2 separate regions of the Homo sapiens genome follow, and region 1 is linked to region 2. Evidence: read pairs that join two places in POLR2A ChIA-PET (ENCODE). Cell type or tissue: IMR-90. All regions are shown on one strand.

The links. ChIA-PET counts read pairs that join two places held together with the same protein. Peaks named below come from ENCODE experiments on the same cell type or tissue, not always from the same donor. Only the 100,000 strongest peaks of a DNase experiment are listed, where the experiment ranks them.
Region 1: POLR2A ChIA-PET joins it to region 2 with 23 read pairs; 2 of 35 experiments call an interaction of 5 or more read pairs at or near these places.

What each region holds. Positions count from the first base shown.
Region 1 is chr2:177,225,774-177,233,773 of GRCh38, reverse strand. NFE2L2 (NFE2 like bZIP transcription factor 2) reads left to right here. Exons shown (of 5, transcript NM_006164.5): 3 at 435-524; 4 at 1,191-1,382; 5 at 1,766-3,466. The coding sequence ends at 2,989. It also overlaps the pseudogene DNAJC19P5. Among named protein-coding and RNA genes, the nearest start is that of HNRNPA3, 17 kb to the right of the region's middle. In IMR-90, no CTCF peak of the experiment used is centred here; no DNase peak of the experiment used is centred here; H3K27ac peaks cover 846 bases.
Region 2 is chr2:176,012,352-176,020,351 of GRCh38, reverse strand. It overlaps the pseudogene LOC107985963. Among named protein-coding and RNA genes, the nearest start is that of LNPK, 14 kb to the right of the region's middle. In IMR-90, no CTCF peak of the experiment used is centred here; no DNase peak of the experiment used is centred here.

The DNA of each region.
Region 1 (8,000 bases), 1.2 Mb before region 2:
AAAGAGTTTTGTAAAGTATAGAAACATCCTGTAAGGATCAAGTAGCAGCAACAGAAGTAGTAGCAGGAGAACCAAGTAGCAGGGATTACTGGCGTTACTGTGTGTGGCAAGCACTGTTTTAAGAACATATACTGACTGATTTAATTAACACAACTATATTAATTAGTTACCATTATCCCTGTTTTATCTACGATGAGCAACTGAAGCTCACAAAGGTTAAATAATTTGCCCAGATCACTCAGAAAATTGGAGGAGCTAAGATCTGAACCCATGTGGTCTAGTTCAAATTGTGCATCAAAGTGATCTCTGAAATAAGATAAATATTTACTTAACTTGATTATAAATATTTTATGAACATCAATTATTGAATATTTAGCTTGGCAATGGAATATTTAACCATTTTTGTTTTCCTTTGTGTCATTCCCTTTTATCAGGTTGCCCACATTCCCAAATCAGATGCTTTGTACTTTGATGACTGCATGCAGCTTTTGGCGCAGACATTCCCGTTTGTAGATGACAATGAGGTGAGGTATAAAATAACCTGGTTAATAGAAAAACTCCATCATAACTATAAAATAACAATCTATTCTATGTAAGTCCCGTCAATGAATCTCCATTTAAAAGAATAAAAACATTTTTAGGAGGAAATTTTTTAACCAAGGAAATACTCTTGTCAAGGAAACCTTAGCCTATAAATAACTTTACAATTAAGAAAAAAAAAAACCCTTCACACAATACAAAACCAAAACCATTGACTATTGCATAGCCAGAAACATGGACAGCATAACCATGGAAACAAATAACCCATTTGCTGCAAGTATCTAAGAGGTTTGGTGAGTAAAGAGCCAGCTGGGCAATAAACGAAGACTTGTTCAGTTAACAATTTTAATAAATCTGTTTTATCTAGTACCACTGTGCTAGATATTATATAAACTAAATCCTAAAGATTGTACTTACGCATTTTAAAGTTTACTTTCAAATGCTTAAGCTGAAACAGACCAGCAAATTATAAATTTGAGTCAGTGGGGTAGGAAAAAAAGATTTGTTATTTACAAACGGGGTCATGACTGGTTAGTAAGTAGAGAGACACAGAACTGCAGCTGATTCCATTTTGTTTTGTAGTGGTGCCTTAGAGCTTACTCATCCCCTGTTGGTGGAAGACTCATAAATCAATGCCTTATCAATTTTAGGTTTCTTCGGCTACGTTTCAGTCACTTGTTCCTGATATTCCCGGTCACATCGAGAGCCCAGTCTTCATTGCTACTAATCAGGCTCAGTCACCTGAAACTTCTGTTGCTCAGGTAGCCCCTGTTGATTTAGACGGTATGCAACAGGACATTGAGCAAGTTTGGGAGGAGCTATTATCCATTCCTGAGTTACAGGTAACTAAAATAGAATGTAATACTGGAGATTTTTTTTATATTCAGTGCCTTTAGTCATTCTGATTATTTATATACCACCTATTTATAGGAAGGATTGGAGGGTGCTATTAACTTAGTCATGAGTACTGCCCATGCTAGTTAAATTGGTTGGACATCTTGAGGATAGAATGTTATAAACCTGACGTCTGATCTGGGAACTCTGAAAATAATACATAACGCTTAGGCGTAAATATGTATTGGAAATGAGAATTATCTCTGAATTATAGATAATAAATTATAGAGATAAGCCTGAAGATAATGTGGGTAGGGAGTTTATCTAAATTTATCACGTATTATCATGGATTAACTTTGATTTATATAGTATAAACTTCCTTCTCATGCAGTGTCTTAATATTGAAAATGACAAGCTGGTTGAGACTACCATGGTTCCAAGTCCAGAAGCCAAACTGACAGAAGTTGACAATTATCATTTTTACTCATCTATACCCTCAATGGAAAAAGAAGTAGGTAACTGTAGTCCACATTTTCTTAATGCTTTTGAGGATTCCTTCAGCAGCATCCTCTCCACAGAAGACCCCAACCAGTTGACAGTGAACTCATTAAATTCAGATGCCACAGTCAACACAGATTTTGGTGATGAATTTTATTCTGCTTTCATAGCTGAGCCCAGTATCAGCAACAGCATGCCCTCACCTGCTACTTTAAGCCATTCACTCTCTGAACTTCTAAATGGGCCCATTGATGTTTCTGATCTATCACTTTGCAAAGCTTTCAACCAAAACCACCCTGAAAGCACAGCAGAATTCAATGATTCTGACTCCGGCATTTCACTAAACACAAGTCCCAGTGTGGCATCACCAGAACACTCAGTGGAATCTTCCAGCTATGGAGACACACTACTTGGCCTCAGTGATTCTGAAGTGGAAGAGCTAGATAGTGCCCCTGGAAGTGTCAAACAGAATGGTCCTAAAACACCAGTACATTCTTCTGGGGATATGGTACAACCCTTGTCACCATCTCAGGGGCAGAGCACTCACGTGCATGATGCCCAATGTGAGAACACACCAGAGAAAGAATTGCCTGTAAGTCCTGGTCATCGGAAAACCCCATTCACAAAAGACAAACATTCAAGCCGCTTGGAGGCTCATCTCACAAGAGATGAACTTAGGGCAAAAGCTCTCCATATCCCATTCCCTGTAGAAAAAATCATTAACCTCCCTGTTGTTGACTTCAACGAAATGATGTCCAAAGAGCAGTTCAATGAAGCTCAACTTGCATTAATTCGGGATATACGTAGGAGGGGTAAGAATAAAGTGGCTGCTCAGAATTGCAGAAAAAGAAAACTGGAAAATATAGTAGAACTAGAGCAAGATTTAGATCATTTGAAAGATGAAAAAGAAAAATTGCTCAAAGAAAAAGGAGAAAATGACAAAAGCCTTCACCTACTGAAAAAACAACTCAGCACCTTATATCTCGAAGTTTTCAGCATGCTACGTGATGAAGATGGAAAACCTTATTCTCCTAGTGAATACTCCCTGCAGCAAACAAGAGATGGCAATGTTTTCCTTGTTCCCAAAAGTAAGAAGCCAGATGTTAAGAAAAACTAGATTTAGGAGGATTTGACCTTTTCTGAGCTAGTTTTTTTGTACTATTATACTAAAAGCTCCTACTGTGATGTGAAATGCTCATACTTTATAAGTAATTCTATGCAAAATCATAGCCAAAACTAGTATAGAAAATAATACGAAACTTTAAAAAGCATTGGAGTGTCAGTATGTTGAATCAGTAGTTTCACTTTAACTGTAAACAATTTCTTAGGACACCATTTGGGCTAGTTTCTGTGTAAGTGTAAATACTACAAAAACTTATTTATACTGTTCTTATGTCATTTGTTATATTCATAGATTTATATGATGATATGACATCTGGCTAAAAAGAAATTATTGCAAAACTAACCACTATGTACTTTTTTATAAATACTGTATGGACAAAAAATGGCATTTTTTATATTAAATTGTTTAGCTCTGGCAAAAAAAAAAAATTTTAAGAGCTGGTACTAATAAAGGATTATTATGACTGTTAAATTATTTGTTTGGGATTCCTTTGAGTTTATTCACACAGTATTTTCCATAAGATAATCATCCATTTAATTTAGATGTTTTGCATTTTCAGAATGTTTTATTTGAAAATATAAAAATAATTTTATACTACATTTCTAGTACCAGGGTTACAGAGAAATAAAGTATATCAAGAGGATACTTTGCCTCTTCAATAGCAGGTACATCTAAACCCAAGAAAATGTTACACACTGACATGAAAGCACTGATTCATTTATTTCCATCAGTAGACATACGCCCACTATACCCTAGGCAGAGTTTGAAGTAGAAAGGACAAAACCAATATCCCTGCCTGGCCTGGAACTTGCATTCTAGCGAAGGGGAGGTAACAAGCATACTCCACTATGTTAGAAGGAACTGGACGGGGAAAACCAGTAAAAAGCGTCACAACTTAAGGCTGTAAATGGGAAGAGCCTTACTGAAGTGGCAACATTTGAAGGTGTGGGAGAAGCTGTTCTCATAGCCAAGAACACTGCAGACAAGACACAGCAGGTCCAAAGGCTGAACCACATTTGAGAAAAAACAAGGACAATGTGGCTGAAGAAAGGGATGGGGGTGGAATATGACAGAGCCTCGTAAGTCTACGTAAGTGAGGTGGGGCGCTAATGGTGCTGTTCAGGAGTAACACTCAACTGTTTTTTTAAAGTTCCCTCTGGGGTTTGTGACTGCTGGCAGTGGCTGCCTAGCTTTCTGGTAAAGGAGTGTAGTTAGTGGCAGGTGGCTGTACCAATCCAGATGGAGGTGAAAGAAGCTGAGCTGCAGCCACGGTCAGTACAGTGGTGGCAGCTGGACTGGCCATTTCTGCTGCAGGTTTTGCAAGTCAGGAAGCACATATAGCCTGAAGTAAAACAGGATTTTCAAAGTCTACCAAAATCTGCCTTCAGCGGTGGCTATTAGAGAGGTGGGCTTGAACTAAAAAGGACAAAATGGGAAGCAGCAATACTACCTCTAAGCCTTACTGCCATTAAAGGAAAAATAAGAGATGCTCAGTAACAAATATGATCTTAAATCGCCCAAAGAAGGATCTCCTTATATAGCAACCCAAATCAATGAAGCTAAGGATTTACTACGTCAAGCTCAAAAATGAAATCAATGTATGATGAATTTTAGGTTCCTACTACTTTTTATGTGTATGAGTATCAACTTTCTATAAAATGCCTCAGAGCTACAACTTTTAACATTTCCTCTGGCTTGTGTGTTGAGAACAGTATAGAGGGTAAGGATGGGAGTAGAAAACCAATTGAGAGGTTCATGCATTATGATGGCAGCTTGGTCTAGAGTGATAGAAGAGGGGTAGTCAGGGACATTGGATTCTGCCATGTCTCAGAGAACTAAAAGGATTTTCTGGTAGAATGGATGTGAGTCAAGAAGTTTAACATCTTTAAGAATTGAGTTGTCTGAGGATGGAGAAGACTGGATAGAGGGAGACCCACGTGGGAAAATCAGTTCCTTTTTGGACATACCGAGAGATCTATTAGACGTTAACTAGAGTGTACAAAAACAAGTCCCCTCAAAACCCTTTGAAAATCTGCATGCTTTCCAACGAGCCATTCAGTTATCGATTATTTCTTCACCTAAGCAGGTTTCACTTGTTCATATTGTTTTGCCTTTTTAAAGTGAGGAAATGGAGATTCATTAAGTATGTTTAAAATAAGCACTGCATGTGTAACTATTCAGTGAAGACTCCTAGCAACACTGCATGGGCTTGCTGCTAATTCCTAGAATGGCGTTTAGCAACTCACTTTAGCACTTTTTTTTTTTTTTTTTTTTGAGACAGAGTCTCGCTCTGTCACCCAGGCTGGAGTGCATTGGCGCTGTCTCGGCTCACTGCAAGCTCCACCTCCCGGGTTCACGCCATTCTCCTGCCTCCTCTTAAGCATATTTTCTCATCTATAAAGCAGAGTGGTACTCAGTGGGTCACCCCACAAAAAGCACTGCGCCTAGCTCATAGTAAACATTGCATAAATGATGGGTGTTTTGTCAATTTCCTTTGGTCTTGTATTATGCTTTTTGGCTACAAGTGAATCCAGTCAAATTAGCTTACTAGAGAATTTCACTGTTAAAGTTCAGGATTGAAAATGACTTCAAGGACTAATGAATCTAAGGGTTCAAATGTGAAGATTTTTTTTTTTTCTTGAGATGGAGTCCCACTCTGTCACCCACGATGGAGTGCAGTGGCACAATCTTGGCTCACTGCAACCCGCACTTCCCAGGTTCAAGTGATTCTCCTGCCTCAGCCTCCCAAGTAGCTGGGATTACAAGTACCTGCCACCCACCTGGTTAAATTTTTTTTTTTTTTTTTTTTTTTTTTGCATTTTTAGTGGAGACAGGGTTTCACCATGTTGACCAGGGTGGTATGGAACTCCTGACCTCAAGTGATCTGCCTGCCTTGGCCTCCCAAAGTGCTAGGATTACACGGGAGCCACCACACCAAGCCAAGTGTGAAGATTTGGGGTCCTGAATATTTTTCACGTGCTATCAAGGAACTTCCTTCCTCTGATGGTGTGGTGATGGGGAATCTCGGGAGAAGACATCACTTTTCCAAACTCAGAACATAATCCCAGGTCTTGAACAAACTGTCTATTCTTAGACCAAATTGTGAGTGCAGAGATGGTGGCAAGAATCTCAGCAGCAGCTATCTGGAGCACCTAACATTGACTGATATTTGAAGGGGGAAGAGCATTGCTGGGCAGACAAAAACAGACATTCTTTGGTAGTAAACTTCAACGTATTCTGACCAATTCATACGAGGGAACTGGCCATAGAAACTTATGGTACCTAAAAATATTACAGTGAAGAATAAAAAATTATTGTGAGAAATTACAAATTTCAAATAACAAATCTCAACTATGCCATGACTAATAAAACCAAGTGTTCATTTCTCTTGATCTGCATTTGAATTGAGAGCTTTATACCTGACTGTCCTCAAATTTGACTATCAAACTGTAATTGCACAACTTTGTATAAAAACCTTTCTTCTTGCCAAGATTTCCCAAGTTCCTGTTTTTGAGGGGAGCGCTGCTCAAATATGTTTGCCATATCTATATTTGTGACTAAGCCTCAGAATATATACAAGATAATTCTCATTCCAATTTAAAGATGATAGCTACCAGGGCACTTTGTTTTCAGTTGATGCTGTTTTGACACTTGAGAACTTGAAAAAAATTAAAGACTAGAAAACTTCAGGGCCGGGTGTGGTGGCTCACGCCTGTAATCCCAGGTGGGAGGCTGAGGCGGGTGGATCACGAGGTCAGGAGATCGAGACCCTGTTCAACACGGTGAAACCCTGTCTCTACTAAAAATACAAAAAATTAGCCGGGCGTGGTGGCGGGCGCCTGTAGTCCCAACTACTCGGAAAGCTGAGGCAGGAGAATGGCGTGGACCCGGGAGGTGGAGCTTGCAGTAAGCAGAGATCGCGCCACTGCATTCCAGCCTGGGAGACAGAGCGAGACTCCGTCTCAAAAAAACAAAAAACAAAAGAAAACTTCAATCCTATGTTGGGGGGTGGGGGAGAAACGCTTAAGACATTGACATAACTTTTATCACCCATTAAAATTTTAGGTATGCTTCAGGATATCCTTGTAAGACAGTATCCAGCATTACCAAGACACTATCTTTAGGGTCCATAAGACAGGTACTAAGTTCTTTAAGCTATTGAATTTAACCTTCTGATTTACTGAAGGGAGGGAATTATAAATCCATTTTACCAAAAAAAAAGTGTGTGTGTGCATGTGTGGAGGTGGGGGGGAGGAAATCAGGTTAAAAACAGGAGTTCTTAACCTGTATAGATTTTAGGTCTGACAATTTTGATGGGAAGAAAGTTTCTTCATTTTTACTAACACATAACATTTCCTTCAATATTCCAGGCAATGAACCACTGGCATTTCACTGTACTTGTCTTAAAGTACAATTTAAACCACATTATCACTTATACATCACAACTTCAATGTTAGAAATCAGACCCACCATCAGACCTAATTTAGTGTTTCAAGTACATTAAGTCATAAACTTATTATTCTGGTAATTATTTTCATGAAACATTTGAGTAATCTCACTTGTATCTCACACCATGTAAAAAATCAACATTCAAGGGGCCTGCTGGCACACCAATCTGCCAGAGCGCACGGGATTAAAAAGGAACCAAGTAACCTGCCCAAGCTCACAAAACTGCTTTTACATTCTGTATTTACATTTCTTACTGATAAACAAAATCTGACACAAGAATCAGAGTAACAAAAACCTACAAATTAAGTTTTCTTTCAGTACCTATTGAGAGAAATAAGACCACTGACTTCAAATAGACAAACCATCAGAATTCTTTTGATACATATATATGTTTTTTTTTTTTTTTTTTGAGATGGAGTCTTGCTCTGTTGCCCGGCTGGAGTGCAGTGGTGTGATCTTGGCTCACTGCAAGCTCCACCTCCTGAGTTCACGCCATTCTCCTGCCTCAGCCTCCCAAGTAGCTGGGACTACAGGTGCCCACCACCACGCTCAGCTA
Region 2 (8,000 bases):
CGCTCTCCACAACTGCAGATCCACTGCATTCACTTTTTGAGCAGGTTGTAGATATCCACATTGCAAAAGTTAAGTTTGTGTATGTGAATGTGACCCTTGCAAAACAATTAAAACACATATTTTAGAGTTTTCTTTTTTCCGTAGTAGTGGTGACATCTATGAGCTAAGTTGTAGCAGGACGAGCCGCAGACAAAACCCCTCAGACACTGGGTTAAAGAAGGAAGTGGCTTTTTTCGGCCGGGAGCTTCGGCAGACACGTCTCAAGAACTGAGCTCCCCGAAGAAAGAGTTCCTTGCCCTTTTAAGGGCTTACAACTCTAAGGGGTGCACATGACAGGGTTGTGATAGATTGAGCAAGCATGGGGTACGTGACTAGGTGGGGGTGGTGAGCAAGGCAAGTATTTCTCCATACCATTGTCTGTGATCTATAGATAGCACAAGCGATTAGGGTAGGGGTTAATCTCTCTTTTTTTTTTTTTTGAGACAGAGTCTCGCTCTGTAGCCCAGGCTGGAGTGCAGTGGCGCCATCTCGGCTCACTGCAAGCTCCGCCTCCCGGGTTCACGCCATTCTCCCGCCTCAGCCTCCCAGGTAGCTGGGACTACAGGCGCCTGCCGGGTGGGGGTTAATCTTTAGCCTACAGGCCTGGCCAGTGGCGCTGATCAGTCTGTTATTTTTCAGTTTTTATTTCCTCCTTTCCTTTGGAGACAGGAGACAGTAAGAGAAATGGCCTCCTTCCTTAAAGTCATTCATACTTGTCCAAATACTCCTTTTGATAATATGTGGGAAGCCACTAAAAATGATCCAGCACCTTCTATCACACTTTAACCCTTTATCCCATGCCTTAGATTGGGTTTCCTAGAAGCAGGCCCTTAGATGAGGATTCGTGTGTGATTTATTAGGAAAGCACTCCTGGGAGAAACCAATAAGGGAGTGGGGAAAGCAGGACAGAAAGAGAGCCAAGCGAGTATGGATCTCAGGCTAACCCCACAGAGGGCTGCTTCAGCCTGTGTCTGAAGGGGAGCTCTGAAAGGTAAGTTATGCCTGAGTTGTCCTGACTGGAGGGGAAGGGAGCTGGTCTTTCATAGTTCTGCGCCAACCAGTCCCCTTGGGGGCATTGTGGAATGGGGGAAAGTAAATTCCCAGGCATGTTCTGATGTTGGCCAAGTGGGATCCAGTGTCTTCTGAAAAACAGCCTGGGGTTTGTTGTTGGAAGCAGAAACACACAAATAGGTAAAAGGGGATCTTAAGATACTGGGGAGAAATATTGACAGTGTTTGCAACACTCTATCTGTTCCCCCTACATACATTCTCTACTTCCTGGGCATGTGGTTAGATTGCATGCATTTCCCAGCCTCCTTGCCAAGTGTGGCCATGAAATTATGTTTTCTTGCAGAATGCGGGGGTAGTGATGTGTGCCACCTCTGAATCTAGGGTAGCCTCATCCATTCTGTCTTTCTCCTCCCTGCTGGCTGAAACTCAGGGTGACTCAGCTTATAGTATAGAGCTAATGATAATGATCTTAGGAATGGTAATGCAGCATAATAGAAGTACTGGAGTCCCCAAATGACTTCATAGAGCAGTTTCTTGATGATCCAGAACATTTACCTTGGACTGTTAAGTAAGAGAAACAAACTTCTTTTTCAAACAACTGCATTATTTTTGGGTCTCTATCATAGCAGCCTAGCATTTTTCTAGTTAATACAAGATGTTTTATTCTTATCATAACATTATATGATATTATAGATCAATTTTTATAGTTTTTATTGTTTATTTCTCCTACTAGAATATACACTATGTGGGAGCAAGAGATTTGCCTATCCTTTTCTTGCTGGTACAACAAACTCAATAAGTACTTGTATTGTTCTACCTAACCCTATAATAATTAAAAATAAAACACATTACAATTTAAGAACTTACTGTAATGCCACATTAGAAGTGATATATAACAAATGGAAAGAGTTTAATTAAAATTAACCCAAATGATTAATGAGATAAAATATTGATGTGTTAAAAATGGAGAGGAGATAAATTACATGCTTTTGAAAAAACAAGGCCGAAGGGCACCATGGTAACTGTTTTTGCGTATTGGCAAGGTGATTATAAAGAGGTTGGTGTTCAACCGTTTTCCATGTCTGCAGAGGAAAAACTAGCAGGAAAGAGCTTAAACCGACCTGACAGTAATAGTGATTAAACATTAGAAAAGACTCCAGAGTAATATTGTAGAATCTCCGTCCCTAGTGAATTTTAAGGACAAACCATCTGTCTTAGACATTTCAGGCAGACCCCTTGCAGGAAGAAAGAGGTCTGGATTAAATGACTCCTTAAGCTAGCTCCGTTTCAATTCCAGGAGTCTGTGCCACTATACAGGGGATCTGGCAGTGACATCTTTCACTCCATTGACTAGCCTGACTGTGGCATCTCTTATCAGTACCTTGAGAGAGTTATTTCTCTGGATGAGGCTGGTAGAGAGGAGAGTAGGGAGTAGAAAGACTAACCTCCCAAAATAATGATATTAAAAAGTATATTTTGCACCTAGAACTCTAAGATACTAAGTAATTTCTACATGCTCAACAAACTTTAACTGGAAAAGTCTTAAGACTTTAGTGCATTTAAATTGCTATGTTTTATTTAATAAGATTAACTGCTATAGCAATGATGAAAATACAATAATTTAATGTGAACAGTGATTCTCCTGCCTCAGCCTCCTGAGTAGCTGGGATTACAGGTGCGAGCCACCACACCCAGCTAATTTTTGTATTTTTAGTGGAGGTGGGGTTTCACCATGATGGCCAGGCTGGTCTCAAACTCCTGACCTCAAGTGATCCACCCGTTTCAGCCTCCCAAAGTGTTAGGATTACAGGCATGAACCACCACGTCCAGCCTAAAACTGTTTATTTTAAAATAAAGTTTGTGCATTCTAATAATTAAAATCATTTGAACAAGAAAAATGGCACTCTAATTAAACTTCATTTAAACTGCATTTGAGAACCTGCAGGACACCTTGGGGCAGCTTGGTTTTACTCTAGATTTACCTGTCTTCCTACTCTTCTTCTTCCTTCACCAACATGCAAGTTATTTTCCTTCCTTGACAGCCAGACAAGCAGATGGGAGAGGTAGGTGTGGCCTTCATCGTCAGCAGTTTTCTATTGTTTGATGTGAAAAGGGCAGCAAAGTCCTTTAAAAGTTGATCCAACCTCTTTGCATCTTACAAAATTAACAGCTAAAATAAGTAAAATAAGAAGGCAATTCTCGTTGAATGTACAGTGCATATTGGCGGCGCATGCCTCCGTAAGATTTGTCTGCCTGCTTCTCCTGTTCTATTGTTTCTTCGGAAGGCAGTGGATTTTTCTCTTGCAATTCTGTCTTCTTCTATTTTTGACATCAAATTTCTTGATCTCAGCCATATCAGGTTTGTCAGACATGATATGTCTTGACATATCATGTGTCATATGATCTGTCACAGAGGAAGTGGAGTGAGGCCCAGAGTGAGCAGAATCTAGTTTGTGCAGTGGCCACCACCTAGTTAGAAATTATTTTTAAAAAACCTAAATGAAAATTTTAGACCTAAAAAATAGCATACTCAAAAATTCACTGGATGGGCTCAATAGCAAATTGCAGATGACAGAGGAAGAGTTGATGAACTTGAAGATAGATAATAGATAGCATCTAATCTGAGAAACACATTATAGATTGAAAAATCAATAAGCAAAGCCTCAGGGACCTGTGGGACAATATCAAAAGGCATATATAAATTATATCTCAATAAAACTGTAAAAAAGGGCCAGGCGTGGTGGCTTACGCCTGTAATCCCAGCACTTTGGGAGGCCAAGGCGGGCGGATCATGAGGTCAGGAGTTCGAAACCATCCTGGCTAACACAGTGAAACCCCGTCTCTACTAAAAATATAAAAATTATCCGGGTGTGGTGGCACCCACCTGTAATACCAGCTACTCAGGAGGCTGAGGAAGGAGAATAGTTTGAACCCGGGAGGCGGAGCTTGCAGTGAGCCAAGATCGTGCCACTGCACTCCAGCCTGGGCGACAGAGCGAGACTCCATCTCAAAAAACAAAACCAAAAACAAACAAACAAAAAACTGTAAAAAAGTAGATATTGTAAGATTGTATAAAAAAGGCCTGACTAGATATTGTTTACAAGAAACCCACTTCAAGTATAAAGCTATAGGATAGGCTTAAAGTAAAAGTATGAATAAAGGTATACCACACAATCACTAATCAAAACAATGCTGGAGTAGCTATCTTAATGTTAGGCAAAATAGTCTTTAGAATAAAGAATACTATCAGGAATATAAAGAAACATCACATGATGATAAACAGTGAATTCACCAAGAAGATATAACAATCTTAAATGTGTTTATACCTAACAACAGAGCTTCAAAATACATAAAGCAAAACATGGTAGCAATAAATCCACAATTACATATAAAGACTTTAACATCCGCCTCCTAGTAATTGATAGAAGTTGACAGAATGTTATAAGGATATGAAAGACTGGAACAATACTTTTGAAACCAACTATATTTAATTGACATTTATAGAGTACTCCACCCAACAATATTAGTATGCACATTCTTTTCAAATGTTGTATATGGAACATTTATCTAGAAAGACAATATTCTGGCCAATAAAACAAACTATAACAATGTTTTTTTTTTTTTTTTTTTTTACACAGAGCCTCACCCTGTTGCCCAGACTGGAGTGCAGTGGCACGATCTTGGCTCACTGCAACCTCTGCCTCCTGGGTAGAAGTGATTCTCCTGCCTCAGCCTCCCTAGTAGCTGGGATCACAGGCGCCCACCACCACGCCCAGCTAATTTTTGTATTTTAGTAGAGACAGGGTTTCACCATGTTGGCCAGGCTGGTCTCAAACTCCTGATTCAAGCAATCCACCTGCCTCGGCCTCCCAAAGTGCTGGGCTTACAGGCGTTAGCCACCCCGCTTGGCCCAAATTTCTTTTTTTTTCTGAGTTGGAGTCTCGCTCTGTCACCCAGGCTGGAGTGCAATGGTGCGATCTCAGATCACTGCAACCTCTGCCTCCTGGGTTCAAGCGATTTTCCTGCCTCAACCTCCCGAGTAGCTGGGATTACAGGTGTGTGCCACCACACCTGGCAAATTTTTGTATTTTTAATAGAGATGGGGTTTGGCCATGTTGGCCAGACTGGTCTCGAACTCCTGACCTCAGATGATCTGTGCCCTGGCTTCCCAAAGTGCTGGGATTACAGGCGTGAGCCACCACACCCGGCCACAACAAATTAAAAAAAATAATAATACAAACCGTGACCTCAGATCATCAAATAATTAAATTAGAAATAAACCACAAAAAGATATTTGGAAAATCACCATATATTTGGATATAACACACACAACACAATTTCTAAATACAACATGGGTAAAAGAGAAAGTCACAAGGGAAATTAGAAAACATTTTGATTGAAGGAAAATAAAAATATAACATCAAAATATGGGGATGGAGCTAAAACAGTGATTAGTAAGAAACCTGTAGCATTAATTGCTAAGATTAGAAAATAAGTATGTCTTACATCAGTGACCAAAATTTCCACTTAAGAAATGAGAGAAGAGCAAGTTAAACCCAAAGCAAACAGATAGAAGGAAATGATGAAAAGCAAAAGTCAATGAAATTACAAGTAGAAAAATAATAGAGAAAAATCAATGAAACAAAAAGCTTATTTTTTAAAAAAGATAAACCTTTAGCCAGACTGAGAAAAAGAGAGAGAGAAGCTATAAATCACCAATATCAAACATGAAAGTAGCAGGGCCGGGAGCGGTGGCTCACGCCTGTAATCCTAGCACTTTGGGAGGCTGAGGCAGGCAGATCACTTGAGGTCAGGAGCTCGAGACTAGCCTGGCCAAAATGGTGAAACCCCGACTCTATTAAAATACAAAAATTAGCCGGGTATGGTGGCATGTGCCTGTAGTCCCAGCTGCTCGGGAGGCTGAGGCAGGAGAATCATTTGAACCCAGGAGGCGGAGGCTGCAGTGAGCTGAGATCACACCACTGCTCTCCAGCCTGGGCAACAGAAGGAGATTCTTTCTCAAAAAAAAAAAAGAAAAAAAGAAAAAAGAAAAAAAAAGAAAGTAGGGACGTCATCACTGATCCTTCTGACATGACAGACATTAAAAAGCTAATAAGTGGCTGGGTACAGTGGCTCATGCCTGTAATCCAGCACTTTGGGAGGCTGAGGTGGGCAGATCACCTGCGGTAAGGAGTTCAAGACCAGCCTGGCCAACATGGCGAAACCCCGTCTCTACTAAAAATACAAAAATTAGCTGGGTGTGGTGGCACACACCTGTAGTCCCAGCTACTCGGGAGGATGAGGCAGGAGGATCACTTGAACCTGGGAGGCGGAGGTTGCAGTGAGCTGAGATTGCGCCACTGCACTCCAGCCTGGGCAACAGAGTGAGACCCTGTCTCAAACAAACAAAATAAAAAACAAAACAAACAAACAAAAGCTAATAAAGGAATACTGTGAACAACTTTATGCTAGTAAATTTGACAACTTTGATGAAAGAAATCAATTTCTTGAAATACATAAACTGTTAATGCTCACTCAAGAACTAAATCATCTGAATTATTTTACATTTATTGAAGATTTTGAGTTTGCAGTTAAAAACTTCCCAACAATGAAACTGGTTTTGCTGGTTAGTTCTACCAAACACAAATACCAATACGTCACACTTTCTCTCAGAAAATAGGAGGAGAGAACACTTCCCAACTCATTTACCAAACAAAGACATTCCATAATAAGAAAGGAAACTAGAGAGCAATATTCCCATAAACATGGATGTGAAATCCTTAACAAAATACTAGTAAATTGAATCTAACAATATATAAAAAGAAGAGCATGTCATGACCACATAGAGTTTATTCCAGGAACACAAGGCTTGTTCAAGATTTGAGAGTCAATGTCATTCATTATAGCAACTTAGTAAATAAGAAAAACCACATGATCATCTCAGTAGTTGCAGAGAGAGCATTTGACAAGATTCAAAATCCATTCATGATAAGTATTTTCCACAAACTAGAAAACCTCCTTATCCTGATAAAAAGATCTACATCTAATGTATTACAAGTGAAAGATTGAATGTTTTCTCCCTAAGACTGAGTTTAAGGCAAGGATGTCTGCTTTCACCACTCCTTTTCAACATTATCCTGGAGGTACTAGATAGTGCAGCAAGGCAAGAAACAAGATTTTTAAAAAAATACAGCTTGGAAAGGAAAATATAAAACTCTCTGTTCAGACTATGTGATTTTTATATAAAAAACCCCGAGGAATCTATAAAAAGAGTCCTAGAATGAATTAATCATTTTAGAAAAGTAATATTATAAATAAAAGGTACAAAGATAAACATATTTTTTATTTCTAAATGTTGCCAGTAAATATTTGGGAATCAAAATTTAAAACACAGTATAATTTATAATAGTACCAAAAATGAAATAATTAGCTATAAATTTAAAATGCAAAACTATGCAGGATTTATATGCTGGAAACTACAAAATAATGATAAAGGAAATCAAAGATCTAAATAAATGGATAGAAATACTGTATCCATGGATAGGACAACTCAATATTGCTAATAAGCCAATTTTTCTCGAAGTGATATATAGATCAATGCAACCCCAATAAAAATCCCAGCAAGATAGTTTTCTAGAAATTGAGGTTTATTTAAAAGTTCATATAGAACTAGGTTAGCCAAAACAATTTTTAACAAGAACAAAGTTGGAGGACTCATACTACTTCATTTCAAGACTTACTGCGAAGGTATAGTAGCCAACATGGTGTAGCAAAAGGCAAAAATAGAGAACATGGATCAATGAAAAGAAGAGTGAGTCTATTTCTAGACTCACAAATATACAGCCAATTGATTTTTTTTTTTTCCTGAGATGGAGTCTTGCTTTGTCTCCTAGGCTGGAGTGCAGGGGTGATGATCTCGGCTCACTGCAACCTCCACCTCCCAGGTTCGA